Regions from separate parts of the Homo sapiens genome. Here region 2 is linked to region 1. Evidence: chromatin loops called from intact Hi-C (ENCODE). Cell type or tissue: A673. All regions are shown on one strand. Each heading gives the region's core, and the rest is flanking DNA. Links, peaks and the distances in the headings are about the cores only.

Region 1 (7,934 bases), core at 2,324-6,323:
CTAATTTTTTTTTTTTGTATTTTTTAGTAGAGATGGGGTTTCACCATGTTGACCAGGCTGGTCTTGAACTCCTGACTTCAGGTGATCTGCCCACCTTGGCCTCCCAAAGTGCTGGGATTACAGGCGTGAGCCACCATGCCTGGCCGTAAATCTTCTTTTCTATAAAATATTTATAAAATCTATATTACTAGCATATTTATTGCAAATAATTATTTTCTAGGGAAGTAAAAGGGTATTGAGTTTATATACTAGTGTACGTTGCACCAAGATAAAGCCAGTCAATGTTGATGTATGTGTGTTGCACCAAGATAGAGACAGTCAATGTGGAAGACTTTCAATAAATGTCTTACACATCACTGTCTTCTGAAACATATTATAGGCGAGGAAAGTGTGTGCACAGGAAGAGCTGAAGGTGAGCAAATTGTACCATCCACCCTCATGGAACTTAATGGTCAGAAGAGATACACATGTACATAAATTACCATATGAAAGAGCATGCTTCATGTCAAAAACTACGTGCTGTGGATATTCTCAAGAGAGAGCTTTCTTAAAATTAGGGAATCAAGGCAATAGCTCATTTGAACTGGACCTTGAAGGATAAGCAGTCTTGCCTATGTGGAAATAAGGGACATTTGGGAAAAAGGGACAACCAGAGCAGAGGCAGGAAATGAAAGCACAGAACATATCTGGAGAACATTGAGGGGATTAACTAGCAGAGTTAATGGGAATAATGAACGAACAAAGGGCAATAGTATATCTCAAAGATGCTGGAAAATGGCATGAACAGAAAAGGAGGGGAAGGGGCTGGAGAGACCCAGCAAGATAAGCAACTTTTCAACACTTTTTCAGAACTCTTTTTAGGGCTCCATGCTCATACATAGCTTTCAATTGGTGTGCCAGGCATTGGGCCAGCAACTAGATATGATTGGCTTCCTTCCCATTGAACCAGGGCCACGTGTTGCTGCATTGGGGACAACAAAAGGCAGTTTCTCAGCTGGAAAGAAGTGCTGTAATTGAGCTATAAGCATGGCACAATGAAGGAACAAAGAATGTATTGATTATTCAAGTCCTTATGGAATATAGAAATGCATAGAAAAGAACCTGAAGCAAAAATTTAAGATTTGTCATCATTGCTTCTAATTATTCTTAGTATCATGGAAGTCACCACATGAAGTAAAGTTGGGCTAAAACGTAGATGTTAACATACATTTAGTGTTTCCCACAGTGTTGAAATAGTTTTTCCATAGAATATTAAATTCTATGTGTTTTCCATAGATTATAAAATATGCAAAATGCACTAGGGGAAAAAAAGCGTTCTGTGGTCAAATAAGTTTGGCAAATGTTGCATATCAAGTCCCTCGTTGAAGATTCACCATATCCATTGGCATTTTAAAATCTGCGAGAAGTTCTATACTAGATAAAACTGTTTAATTTTGTTTAACTGTGTGCATTCTAAACTAATTTGACCACAAACCCATTTTTGCCTAACACATTAACATTTTACAAAATATGTATTTCAGGGAACTCACTTGGGATAACATTGATGACATTATTAGTAGAAACTCTTGATATAAGAAAGGCCACAGAAATGGTAGAAGCCAGTTGATTATTTGGAAGAGGACTTCCAGTTGAGAAGGTATCACAGTGGATAATCTCATCTCATGAAGGAAGTAAGCCAACCAACAACTCTGTAATAAATGTGTGCTATACATGTAGCACCTCAATCAAGTACAGTGCTGTTCATTGGAACTCAGTGCTGCCCTAATGCCGTGGAAGGCAACATCAGTCAGAACTTGGCTAGTGCCCATGGAGGGAGTATTTAGACCAGCCCTAGGAAGAGATTTCCTACTGTTGTGGCCTCAGAGAACATAATCCATTCAAAGTTTTTTCTTTTAAAATGTATTAATAATAAGACAAGAGCACTGATAACAATCCAAAAAAAAAAAAAAAAGAAAAGAAGCTTTTCAGCATATTGTTGATTTGGTCCTGGTTTAGTGGCTGAATGTTAATTACATTTGGTTGCCCAGTGGTTCTTTCCAATTTATAATTCATTAGTTAGAATTAAGAATTAGTTTAATCTTCCCAACCTAGAATTCCCAGACTTTCTATGTGCCCTTTAAGTGCTACTTGAAAACCAGCCAAAAAATATGTGTATATATACACACACACACACATATATATATATATACACACATATATATATTTTTCTGAACTCATCATTTTCTTTTTAAATGAACAATTGCTACTGCTCATACTCATGAAGCTTAAGGTCAGATAGGAGAAATAGCACATGCAACTAACTCATTCTTATGAGCCTTATGTTTTTCATGTTATTTGCTTAATGCCCAAAATTTATTACATACAGTATTTACTTCAAACTTATTACAAGTGATAGTTTTACCAAATATTAACAAAAGCTCCTCAATCCTTAGAGGCTTATCAAAATATATTCCTTTCTGGCTCACATTAATGCCCATGCAGGTCTTCAGCTTTGCTCCACATCTTCTTCATCCTGGAACCCAGGCTGAAGAAGCAGCTCCTGTTTGGACTTATTAATCACATGGAAAAGGGTAACGGATAGGGCACAATCATAGTCTTAAAGCTTCTGATCATTTTACTTCCAATTACTTTTCATTGACTAAAGTAAATCACATGGCCAAGCCAATCTGTCATGCAACTGTGAATATAATCTACCCACAGGAAATTACCATAAGGGGAGAGGTCATGAGATGAAGTAGCACATATTTGTGAACAAATATACAATCTATTATGCCTGAGATAATAAACACATAAAACAAAAGAATTAGGCATTTAACCTTGAAAAAACTTTAGAAGTCATTTGATCCAACCCTTCTTTTCTATAGATGAGAAAACTGGGACTCAGAAATGATCACTAACATATCGAAGTTCAAATAGAATACTAGTTTCAAAATTCAAACTGTTTATTAGATTTTTAATTTTTTTTCTTCTACAGCTTTATGGAAGTTTAATTAACGTACTACATATATTTAACTTTCAAAGGGTTATGACTTATCTATTAACTGTGAAACCTTTACCACATCAAGATAATGAACATAGAGGAGGAGACAGAGCAAGATGGCTCAATGGAAGCCTCCACCACTCATCCCCCCTTAGGAAAACAAAATTTAACAGCTATCTACACACAAAAAAACACACCTTCATAAAATGCAAAAATTAGGTGAGTGATTACAGCACCTGGTTTTAAACTCATATCAGTGAAAGAGACATTGAAGAGGGTAGGAAAAGCAGTCTTGAATTGTTAACACTAACCTGTACACCATCAGCATCCTGTGGTGCTGAGAGAGAATTTGTGTGTTTGAGAGAGGGAGAGCACAGCGATTTTAGGGCTTTTCATTGAGACTCAGTGCTGCCCTAATGTAGTGGAAAGCAACACCAGTCAGAATTCAGCCAGTGCCCATGGAGGGAGCATTTAGACCGGCCCTAGCCAGAGGGAAGTCAACCATCCCAGTGGTTGGAACTTGAGTTTTGGCAAGCCTTGCCACCACAGGCTGAAGTGCTCTGGGGGTTCTAAATAAACTTGAAAGGCAGTCTAGGCCACAAGGAATGCAACTCCTGGGCAAGTCCTAGTGCTGTCCTGGTCTTGGAGCCATTGGACTTGGGGGGCAAAAGATCTAGTGAGTTACTGGCTGGTCAGCCAAGGGAGTGGTTGCACCACCCTTAACCCAGCCTCAATCAGCACAGCTTGCAGCTCTGAAGGAGACCCCTGCCTTCTGCTTGAGAAGAGGAGAGAGAAGAGTAAAGATGACCTTGTCTTACAACTTGGATACCAGCTTAGCCACAGTAGGATAGGGCACTCGGCAGAGTAGTGAGTCTTTAGCTCCTTCAGGTCTTGGGCCTGAAGTGAACATTAATGGTAGCCTGGCAGTAGTCCTTATAGGCCTGGGGTGCAGTTGGACATGGAGAGAGACTCCTGTATCTGGGAAAAAGGGAGGGAAGAGTGAGAAGAACTTTGCCTTGTGGTTTTGGTGCCAGCTCAGCTGTAGTATGATAGAGTACTAGGTAGATTTTTAAGGTTTCTGACTCCAGGCCCTGGCTCCCTGACAGCATCTCTGGACCCAGCAGTTCCCAGGGGAACTCCCAGCCCTGTAAAAAAGGACACAAGCCTGGCTGGCTTTGTCATCTGCTGATTCTAGAGCCCTGGGGCCTTCAGAGAACATAGACAATAGCCAGGTAGTGGTTAAAGTGGGCCTTAGATGAGACCTAGTATTGTGCTGGCTTCAGGTCTAACCCAACACAGTCCCAGGGGTGGTGGCCACAGGGTGCTAGTGTCACCCCTCCTACGGCTCCAGGGAGCTCAGCACAGAAAGAGAGACTCCATTTGTTTGGGAGAAAATAGGGATAGAGAACAAGAGTCTCTGCCTGGTAATCCAGAGAATTCTTCCAGATCTTATCCATGACCACCAATGTGGTGCCTCTGTGAGGCTGCAAGAAGCACAGCGTTACTGGGCTTGGGGTGCCCCCTAATGCAGATATAGCTGCAGTGACCAAAAATGTAGATCACAACACTCAAGTCCCTTTGAATAACTGGAAAGCCTTACCAAGAAGGATGGGTACAAACAAGCCCAGACTGCCAAGACTACAATAAACATGAAACTCTTTAATGCCCAGACACTGGAAAACATCAAGACCATCCAGAAAAACATGAGCTGACCAAAAAAGTGAAATAAGGCACCAAGGACCAAGCCCAGAGAGGCAGACATATGTGACATTTCAGACAAAGAATTCAAAAATCTGTTTTGAGAAAACTCAGAGAGATTCAAGATAATACAGAGAAAAAATTTAGAATTCTGTCTGATAAACTTAACAGAGATTGAAATAATTAAAAAGAATCAAGCATAAATTCTAGAGTTGAAAAATGCAATTGACATCCTGAAGAATGCATCAGAGTCTTTTAATAGCAGAATAGATGAGGCAGAATAAATAATTAGTGAGGTTGAAGACAGGCTATTTTAAAATACACAGTCAGAGGAGACAAAAGAAAAAATAATAAAAAAGAATAAAGCATGTCTATAAGATCTAGAAAATAGCCTCAAAAGAAAATAGCCTCAAAAAGGCAAATCTAAGAGTTAACGGCCTTAAAGTGGGGTGGGGGGGAGGGTGGAGAGAGAGAGAGAGAGAGAGAGAAGTTTATTCAAAGGGATAATAACAGAGAATTTCCCAAACTAGAGAAAGATATCAACATTCAAGCACAAGAAAATTATAGAACACCAAGCAGATTTAACCCAAAAAAGACTACCTCAAGTCATTTAATAATCAAATTCCTAAAGCTCAAAAATAAAGAATGGATCTTAAAAGAAGCAAGATAAAATAAACAAATAACATACAATGAAACTGCAATATGTCTGGCAGCAGACTTTGCAGTGGCAACCTTATGGACCGAGAGAGTGGCATAACATATTTAAAGTGCTGAAGGAAAAGAAAAGATTTTTCCTAGAATAATATATCCAGCGAAATATGCTTCAAACATGAAGGAGAAATATTTTCCCAGACAAACAAAAGGGTTTTCATCAACACTGAACCTGTCCTACAAGAAATGCTAAAGGTAGTTCTTCATTCTGAAGGAAAAGAATGTTAATGAGCAATAAGAAATTATCTTGAGGTACAAAGCTCACTGGCAATAGTAAGTGCACAGAAACACACAGAATATTATAGCACTGGAATCATGATATGTAAACCACTCATATCTTAAATAGACAAAAAGATGAAACAAACAAAAATAATAACTACACAACTTTTCCTGACATAGGCAGTACAGTAAGATATAAGTAGAAAAGAACAAAAAGTTAAAAACTGGGGGAATGAAGTTGAAGTGTAGAGTTTTTATTTTCTATTTGCTTGTGTTTTGGCTAGTTTTTTTTTTTAGGAAATCAGTGTTGTTATCAGTTTAAAATAATGGGCTCTTTTATTTGCAAGCCTCATGGTAACCTCAAATCAAAAATATACAACTAATACTAAAGAAACAAGCAAGGAGCTAAACCATACCATCAGAGAACATCACCTTCACTAAAAGAAAGGCAGGCAGGAAGGAAACAAGGAAGAAAAGACCACAAACCACCAAAAACCAAATAACAAAATGGCAGGAGTGAGTGTTTACTTATCAAGAATAACATTACAAGTAAATGGATTAATCTCTACACATATAGACTGAAAATAAAGGGATGGAAAAAGATATTTCATTCCAATGGAAATAAACAAACAAAAAGAGCAGAAGTATCTACACTTATATCAGACAAAATAGATTTCAAGAAAAAATCTATATACAGAGAAAAAAAGATCATTATATAATGATAAAAAAGTCAATTCAGCAAGAGGTTATAACAATTGTAAATATATATGCACCCAACACTGGAACAACCAGACATATAAAGCAACTATTATTAGAGCTAAAGAAAGAGATAGATCCCAATACAATAATAGCTGGAGACTTTAAAACTACACTTTCAGCATTGAAGAAATCTCCCAGAGAGAAAATCAACAAAGAAACCTCAGACTTGTACTGCACCATAGTCCAAATGGACGTAATACATATTTACAGAACGTTCCATCCAATGGCTGCAAAATACACATTCTTCTCCTCAGTGCATGGATCATTCTCAAGAATAGATCCTATGGTGGGCCACAAAACAATTCTTAAAACATTCAAAAAATTCAAATAATGTCAAGTATTTTTTCTGTCCACAATGGAAGTAAAATAGAAATCAATAACAAGAGGATTTTTAAACTATATAAACACATGGAAATTAAACAATATGCTCTTGAATGACCAGTTGATCCATGAAGATATTAAGAAAGAAACTGAAAAATTTTTTGAAACATATGATAATAAAAACACAACAATTATTTCAAGTGGTAAGTCTGGCCCTTGTTGCTCCCTCATGGTTAAAAACAGAAGTTGAATTTTTAAATGTCTTAATTATTTTTCTGTTTCATTATTACAGATATAATTTCCCAAAACTATGTTTTTAGCAGACTTTTTATTGTCAGGAACTTACACATACCTGATTTGCAAAGTTGAAAAAGACCATCATGAGCCTTAGGATAGAGATTCACTGTTGAGAACTGATTGAAACTGGTTGGTGCAGATTAATAATGAGAACAGCAATGAGAATATTAAGATCAGAACTAAATTAAACTGTTGCTAATTTGAATTTCTATTTTTTTAGTTAAATAAAGCCTTATGAATTTTACTGTCAATGTAGTTATAAATAATTGTGTCAGAGAGGGTGATTTTAAGTAAGACAGCAAATTAAAAACTCATCACCCCAATTTTCCAGAACAAGAATCTTAACGTAATTGTCTAATGAAAAGAATAAAAATACTTTCTTAATTTTCCCAACTCTAAAAATTTAGGAAGCTTTAATATAGATATAATGCTCCCTCAGGTTTAAGAGTAAGAAAGTATTTTGTGGTTAATACTTTGTGTAGGTCAAATTGTTGGTCACTGTGGTGGATTAATTGCCATAAAAGCTCCAATGGGTTCACATATTCCTCTTTCCAAGCTTTTCAGTAGTGCCCCCTTACAGTAACTCTGGCCTTGGCCATGTGGCTTAATTGGGTCAATGGGATGTTTGCAAATGTGATATAAGTAAGGACTTAAAAAGCACTTGTACATTGGGTCTTGCTTTTTCTTCTTCTTGGAACCATACTGTCACTCTTTATATAAACTTGGGCTAGACTACTGGGTATTGATAGACCTTATTAAGGAGAAAATAGGGACTCCAGTTGACCTGGCAGCTGACTGACCCTGGTTGAGTCCTGGCTGAAATCTGCTTTCCAGGCCCAGATTAGCTGAGCCTAGCCCAAACTGCCTACTAATGGAATTATGAGTTAAATTATTTCATTGTAATTTAAACTACTAAATTTTGGGATGGTTTGTCATGCAGCAAAACTAA
Region 2 (7,934 bases), core at 2,399-6,398, 96 kb before region 1:
AGGGGGATAATAACTGCCCTGCCTGCTTCACAGAGATATTGTGAAAATCAGCTAGATGCATGAATATGAAATGCTCTGACCCTAAGCTACATAGAAACATAAGGTTTATCTTTTCTATTCTTTTATTCTTTTAAAAACCTCACCAAATATCTTCATCACCCGGTAAAAACAGCAGTGTATTCTTGAGCTACAATATGAAGATGCTTTTAATAAATTTGAGCCAGCTCTGCCCGTCTGCTGACCTACTATGCTTGTGCTGTTTGCAGACAGGAACTGTGCTTTCTTGGCAAAACCAGAGGTGTCCAGCCAAGACTGGCCTGCCTGAGGAAGGCAGAGAAGATCTCTCAGAGGAATTCCAGTTCACAGGATTCAAATAGCATTTAGCCTAGAGCCCTGAAAGTGGTTCCTCTTAGAGAGCATTTTGCTTTCATGGGCTTGACTCAACTATTGTGTTTTTCTATTTTTATATTCTTCTTCCAAATAACATTAATTTTGACAGACCAAAGCTGGAAAGAAATAACAGCTATGAGACCAAAGAGAAGACAATTTTTTTCTGATTGGAGGTAAAGTATATGTATGAGGTAATACAAAAAGGAAAAGACTTAGGACTTTCCTCAAGAAGTTAATGGTCTAGTTTTGAAAGAAATGTGCACCTAAACAAGAGGTGAAGTTAGGGGAAGAGGTAGGCAGAAGAAACACAAAGCAGGCTGTTGTATGGTGCTGGGGGAGAGACACTGGAAAGGCTTATGGACAAAGAAGACTGAACAAAGGAATACTGAAGATTATTCCAGAATGTCTAATATAAATGCAAAAGTCCAGAATTCCTCTATTCCTCTAGGGGGAAATTTCTACTCTATAGAAAACTTGGTGAAGTAAAGGCAATGGTTAAAAAAAAAAAAAAAAAAAGAAGAGAGAGAGACCTGAGTTTCTCTCTTGAATTGTGGAGAGGAAGCAAACAGACAAGGGCTTTCTAAAAACAGACTCCCTGGACGGGCACAGATAGAGACAGTGAGGGATGCGGGGCGGTCTCATTCCTGGGACCACTGCTAACAGTAAGCTTTGTTGTCTTGTTTTTATAAAGAACTGTTTCTGCTTTCTTATACAAATACCTCTTTTGATCACCTTGAGCTACACATGACTTTATCACTGAGAGCATCATGCGTGTATGAAGGTAAAGTGCATGTGTGTGTGCGTGCATATACATGTGCATGCTTAGGGTGGCACAGGAAGAGGTGGTTATTAAAAAATTCCATTTGCAAAACAATGTGCTATTCAGTATCAACAAATACCAAGCATAAATTGTGCACTAGATGTAGCAATAGGGTCTAGGGTACAGTAATGTTCAATTCAGATATGATCTGTATCTCCATTGAGTTTATAATCTAGATTATAGGAGGGGTAAATTCTAGGAGATATGGCTTTTTGGGGGCTATTTTATTCTTTTCATAGCATATTGGAAATTGTCTGGTGGCTAAGCTAAAATTACATTTTCATAAAAAATAATCCCCTTTCTTTGCAATGAGATAGAGCATTAAGAATTTAGGTGAAGTCATAAACGTGATCAGCACAGCAAGCTGCACCAAGGCGCATAGTGATTGAGGCCACAGGGAAAGCTTAAAATGCCATTGATTTATTGTGCACACAGGCATCCCAAGCCTCTGAAATGATAAGAAAGCAAAGTGGAGGCAGGCTGTAAGATGATGAGGCAAATCACATTCCATGGGAAACCAGGAGCTCCTCAGAGACTGTGATCTGAACTTCAACAGCTGCTTAGCGTTAGGGAGTTTGGTGAAATGTGGATTTGGATAAGGATGGGAATACAGGGGAGAGGGATAAGGGCCCAGAGAGACTCGTGAAAACTTTCTCCCACCAGCGGTTGCATGGAAGTCTGACATAGTAGATTTTCCAGCTCTGTGGTCAGGTGAGGTGGGTGTCTCTTGGTCAAATTGTCCCTTTATAGCATGGAGGTATGTGTTATCTAGGCTGGAGGGGAGCAGGTGCTTGGCTGATTTTATGTGTAATCACAGAGATGGAGAGAGAAAACTAAAACAAAATTCAGGTACCAGGGGGCCTTCCATTTAATACTCCCAGAGGGATTCAGGCACCATGGGCCCAGGGCCATGACAGTTAGAGCTGTGAGTTTTATAACTTCCTGTGTTAGTCATCTTGTGTTGTCCCCTTTACATTTCCTTCTAGTCATTGGCAATAAAACTCTTATAATGAAGAAGTGTATTTTTCTTCAGAGTCAACAGGATATTAAATCACCTCCGCAGCCATGGTTTTTTCCTCCTCCCTGTTGTGGGGGGAGAAAGAAATGAGAGAGTAGTGACTACTTTGAGAAGATGGGAAATTGGGTTGTATTCTCAGGTTTTTTGCATAGAAGAATTTGAACTGGGCACTGTCTCTGAGCTAAGCCTGTGTGAAAACCCTGAAGCTAGTCTTGCACTTGATTCCAAATGACATTTTCTTTTTTCTGTAATACTTTTGCATGCTTGTATACTTTTCATTTTCCATTTGCCTGTCCCTCCCAACTCACCCAGCTTCCTCCTCTGCTTTTCTCTGTCCTGTCCTATACGCTGAGTGGGCTGACACCTCAGACGATCATACCTCCTTTGCTGCCTGGATTCCAGTGAGGCTTAGCTTATGGAAGGCAGTCGTAAAAAATTGGAGGGTGGGACAAGGAAGAAGTATTCACTCCCCACTTCTTTTCTATGCTGGACACATTCTGTGGCAGAGCATGTCCCTCTGGGAATACGTCTCCTGCCGGGCAGCCCTTCTCCAAGATTCCCATGTTCACTGGGCTTTGTTAGTACTATTTCCTTGCCTTGCCTTGCCTTTCTAAGCCTAAGGTAGTGGTGGCTTTTGATTCTTGATAGTTTCTATGTTCTCCACCATTTTTGCTGACTTGTCTAATGTTGCTCATGCCTCTGTAGATAATCCATTCCTTGAAGTCTGAGTAGGATTCTGTTCCCTACAAAATACAGCTCAAAAGAGCTACTTAAAGGCAGGCTCTGTATATAATTATTGTTTTTAAACTTTTTGTTTCTAGGCTTAGTCAAGTGCCAGACACTGAAAAAACTAACAGATTCAACTTCCTCCACATCTAATCCATGAGGAAATCTGACTGGTTTTACTCTAATGCATAACTTAAACTCGTCACATTCTTTCCATCTTCAGTGCTATAACCCTAGTCCAAGTGGCATTAATTGTCATCGGGATTCTGCAATAGCCAATTGCCTCCAATGGGTCCCTTTGTTTCTCCTCCAATACCATGTAGTTGAGTCTCTACACAGAAGCCAGTCAAAACGATCTTTTATAAATTTGAAGTCAGATCATGTCATTCTCCGCCCAAATGTTTCCAATGGCTTCCCACTGCATTAAAATTAGATTAAAAGCTATTGCCCTGGGCAACAAAGCTCAACATAATCTGTCCCTGTCTACCTCCTAGAGCTCATCTACCTCTGCCCTGTCTTGTCCGCAAAGCACTTATTACTCTGCCTTCTTGAAAATGACAAACTTATTCCATCTTAAAGTGACATCTATGCATTGTATTATTTCTTCTCTGTGCTCTCACATGGCTGGTTCCTTCTGGTCATTCAGTTCTCAGCTCTGACTTTCTGAAAGCATCTCTTTCTGGACGCTCTAATGCAGCACTTTGTTCTTCCCCAAGTCATTCTTTAGTACATCATTTCATTTTATTTTCTCATGGAACTCATCTCCATCTGAAATTATGGCCCTTATTTACTTACTTTTTTGCTTAGAGTCTGACTCTCTAATGAGAAGGGAAGATCTATGAGAGCAGGACATATATAGGAAAATATCTTGCCAGTCTTATTTCCTACCATTGTCTCTGCAATGTATAGGAATGCCTAGCCCATAAGTGCTACACACACACACATACACACACACATGCATACACATAGACACACACAGACACACACACACAGACACACACAGAGCAAGAGAGAGAAAGAGAGTGGGGAGAGAGAGAGAGATGAAAGATTTACTGATCAGCATTCTTCTCAATGCTTTACATAGATTATTTATTTTAATCCCCAGTACAACTCCATTCATCAAGAACTATTATTATCCTTGTTTTACAAATGAAGAAACTAAGCACAGGGAAGTTAAATAACTTGCCAAAGGATATACCCAATTAGGAAGTAGCAGAGCCAAAATTTGAAATCTGGCCATCTGGCTCTTAGCTGCTCTTAACTGCTAAACTATACAGAGTCCTAACATTTGTTCAATATATTAATGAACACTTCCTGTCAGCTTCTTCCGTTTCACACTTGGACTTTAGAAAAAACGAAGCTATCCAATTTTTAAATGTGGGAGCCTGCCTGACCCCATGCTGAGGGATTTTCTCCCCTTGAAAAAGGATACTATGAAGCCAGGACAGCCAGTGAGGCACAAATCTCTTTCTTGAATGCAAGCCCTTTGGGGAAAGTTTCCAAAGATCCCCAGAAGTGCTGAGCCTGTGGTCTGCCAGAAATGTGGCCCGGAACTTCACGGCAGGAATATTTTTTTCTCAGTTTTCCCTCATTAACTAATTCAGAAAACATTTAATAAGCAGTTTTGTTGCACCAGACACCTGAGACACAGAGATGAATAAGACAAGTGCTCAGCTCTTAATGAGTTTACAGGCTGGTGGAACATCAACTCTATTTTTGGACACACATTCTACTTGTTCATCTATTTTTATTTTGAATCAATTAAAGATGAGAAATTAGAACAGTTTTCTGAACTGACCAACTCTGTGCCTGGAATGGAGCTGCAACTTTGTCCACTGCTGAAGCTGGCCTCAGGTTCAGACTCATGCCAAGAAGCCCAGTGTTCACAGACTCGTCTACAAGTGTGGTGCTGTTTCTTTTACAGCTCCTTTTTGATGACTGTGCCATAGTGGCTGCGCATTTGGAAGTACTTGCCGACTTTTTGAAACTACCCTTTCCTGTCTCAGCCTTAATCCCATTTTGACAGGTAACACTCCAGCACAGGCTTTTCTGCATTAGAGCAATGTTGCTCCCATGCTGACCTTCATCTTCACTCTCCCTTGGCACTGGAGGAAATTACCTACACCCATTTATCTCCTTTTCTTGTAATTCAATCACTCCTATTCATTATTTCTATAGCTGTCTTCCAATTGCTCCCAATTTGTCTATTTCATGCTATTACCCAAGCACCTGAAAACCAACATGGTCTACCACATGGCAGCTCCATATAGGGATCACCTTGCAACCATGTGCAGTAACGCATCTTAAAATACAGCCAAGAAATGCACCCTGTTTTTTATTCAGTTTCACTGCACCATAAGCTTATGTTGAAGTGTCTAATATCACCTTCCTGTTCTTTTTATTCTTTTTTTTTCTTGCTGGTCTTGTTGCTTTCCAGTTTTCTCCCTGGAAATTTAAATAGCTGTGTTTCAGGTTCCTTTCCTCCAGATGTATTAATTTTCAGGTCTCCTTGCTAAAGCTCATTTGGTCATTTCCTGACTATATTTCTAAGCACTGAAGCCACTTTACATAACGTGCCTGTCCTTAGTGATTTTGCTATGACTTTTATTTCAGCTTGATCTGCAAATTTAATTAGTGAGTTCCATGTCTTTCCATTTTAAAGAGTACATAAGATAATGTCAGTTCTCTACAACAGCAGGTGGATAATAGAAACAAACAAGCAGGGAGATTTTACCTTGAACTGCTCTCTGCAAAGTAAGGAGTGAGAGAAATCAAAGAAGATGTTGAAGACATGACACAACAGCTGGGAATGTGACCTTACTGTAGCAGATGCCCCCAAAATTTGCTGGGCTGTTATGCACAGATGGTGTGGCAGTACCTGCCAGTACAGTTTCAGAAGCAAAAAAGCAAAAGAAGATTGAGGCAGAGAAGTGCGATCTCAGTTTAGAAAAGGGCCTAGGGAGACACAGCCTCAAATATGAATGGCTTTTGCAATTTAATCTCTAGGAATAAAGTCAACATCTGTCTTAGGTCAGATTTCCGGGAAACAGACTCAGATGGAATTTTACTGGGGAGTTCTCCCAGAAACAACACCTGTGAAGGAATGAAGGCAGCAGGGCTGGGCAGAAGGAGGAATTGGACTGTTAAATAGTATAAACAGGACCTCAGCTGATCTCACGGACTGTCTTAAGCTGAGATGCCTCTTCAGCAGGATCATACTTTGAGGCAAGGGACTAAGCCTTTATATCCCCACATGGGCCAGTCATTGGACTTGAGCTGCCTGTGGAAAGGGAGCATGAATTTGAATGAGGCTGCTCTTGAGGAAGGCACATTTCTGGAAAAGAACTTGGCTGAGATTCATTGCAGCCAACTCTCTCAGCAGTTGGGAGAATGATTTTCTCAATCCTGGAGGGCATCTGGGTGGCATGCCACATCACCCACTACAACATCTTAGAAAGACCATGCAAACTCACAGCGACATCTCACAGTATGCATTCCCTATTCAGCATTCAGCAAAAGGCTTCTCTCTTATGTCTTCTGTGACTCAGCTGTCATTTGGCCTTCTTGACTGCTCCTTCTCAGTCACCCATTGTTCTCCTTTTTTTTTTTTTATTTGCCTTTTAAATAGGGGCACATTCATTTGTTCCTTCAACAAGTAATTATTAAGTGCCCATTTTGTTCCAGGTCTTCGGTAATATACTATTTTTGACTCTTTTTAATTCCTTTTTTTCTGTGAAGTCTTATCCACTTAAATTTTGCCTTGATTCTCTCCTTTAGTAATTTCCAATTCTTTAAGTACAGCTTTAGCCTCATTTCTAAAAGAGCAATCCAATTTCTAACTCTTGACTTGTGTGCCTCCCATTGAATGTGTCCAGTAGTGGAGGCAGTCAGTATCTTCCCCTGATCCAAGCCTATCTCATTTAATGAAACATCACATAGCCAGTTTCACAAGAAGGAAATACCTGGAGTGGTCTCAAATCTTGTTGTTGAACATACAATTCATCAGCATTGACATCATCTGGGAGCTTCTTAGAAATACAGAATCTTATGCCTCACCAGACCTACTGAATTGGAATATCCATTTTAACCAGAACAATGATTTATATGCATATCAACATAGGAGAAGCACAGACCTAAAACTTTCTTCTCCTCCAAACTCCATACCCAATAGGTAGGTAATTCTGCTTTGTCTTTTAGTCCCTCTCTCAGGAATATTAAAATAACTTCCTAAGAAATCTTACTGACTGCAGTCTTTCTCTTATAGTTGATCCTTCAGACCTATGTATACCTATCATTCTAAAACACATCACGTCCTCTTGCATAAACTTTGAATTGCTTCCAAAGGCTAAAGGATAAAGTCCAAGTCCCGCCATGAAGTTCATACCCTACCTTTCTGTTTTCCCCTTCTACATACTCACACTCTAGCTTTACTCCTTTACTCTTAATACACATTTACACCGTTACACCTTTACCACCATCATGTCATCTTTCATGCTCTTCTTTTGTAGCATTCTATTGCCTCTTACTTTGCCTATGCAAATCTTACTTAGCTTTTAAGATCAAGCCTAAATGCCTTGTCTTCCTTCAAGCTTCCTGCCTGAGCGAATACCAAAACACATTGGTCATCTCTATTTTGCAACATTTTCATTCTACTTTGTGTGAAGCCTGTCTTTTATACCTAGAAAAAGACTTAACACATCATAATAGGGTACACACACATACACAGTCATATCTCACTTAATGATGGGGATATATTCTGAGAAATGTGTCATTAGGCAATTTCATTCTTGTCCAAACATCACAGAGTATACATACACAAACCTAGACAACATTGCCTACTATACACCTAGGCTATATGATATAGCCTATTGCTCCTAGACTACAAATCTTTATAGCATGTTACCTTACTGAATACTGTAGGCAACTGTAACACAGTGGTATTTGTATTTCTAAACATTTCTAAACATAGAAAAAGTACAG

What was found. Peaks named below come from ENCODE experiments on the same cell type or tissue, not always from the same donor. Only the 100,000 strongest peaks of a DNase experiment are listed, where the experiment ranks them.
Region 2: a loop joins it to region 1, with 4 times the contacts of the local background. A loop is called at or near these places in 1 of 110 quality-filtered maps.

Annotation. Positions count from the first base shown.
Region 1 is chr11:91,769,848-91,777,781 of GRCh38, reverse strand. No RefSeq gene overlaps it. Among named protein-coding and RNA genes, the nearest start is that of LINC02756, 21 kb to the left of the region's middle. In A673, for the core only: a CTCF peak has its summit at 4,499 (motif pointing left); a DNase peak (open chromatin) is centred at 4,481.
Region 2 is chr11:91,866,213-91,874,146 of GRCh38, reverse strand. It overlaps LINC02756 (long intergenic non-protein coding RNA 2756), which reads right to left. Exons shown (of 12, transcript NR_187312.1): 12 at 1,661-2,293. Among named protein-coding and RNA genes, the nearest start is that of LINC02756, 76 kb to the right of the region's middle. In A673, for the core only: no CTCF peak of the experiment used is centred there; DNase peaks (open chromatin) are centred at 2,646, 3,286, 4,196 and 4,846; H3K4me3 peaks cover 1,872 bases; H3K27ac peaks cover 2,929 bases.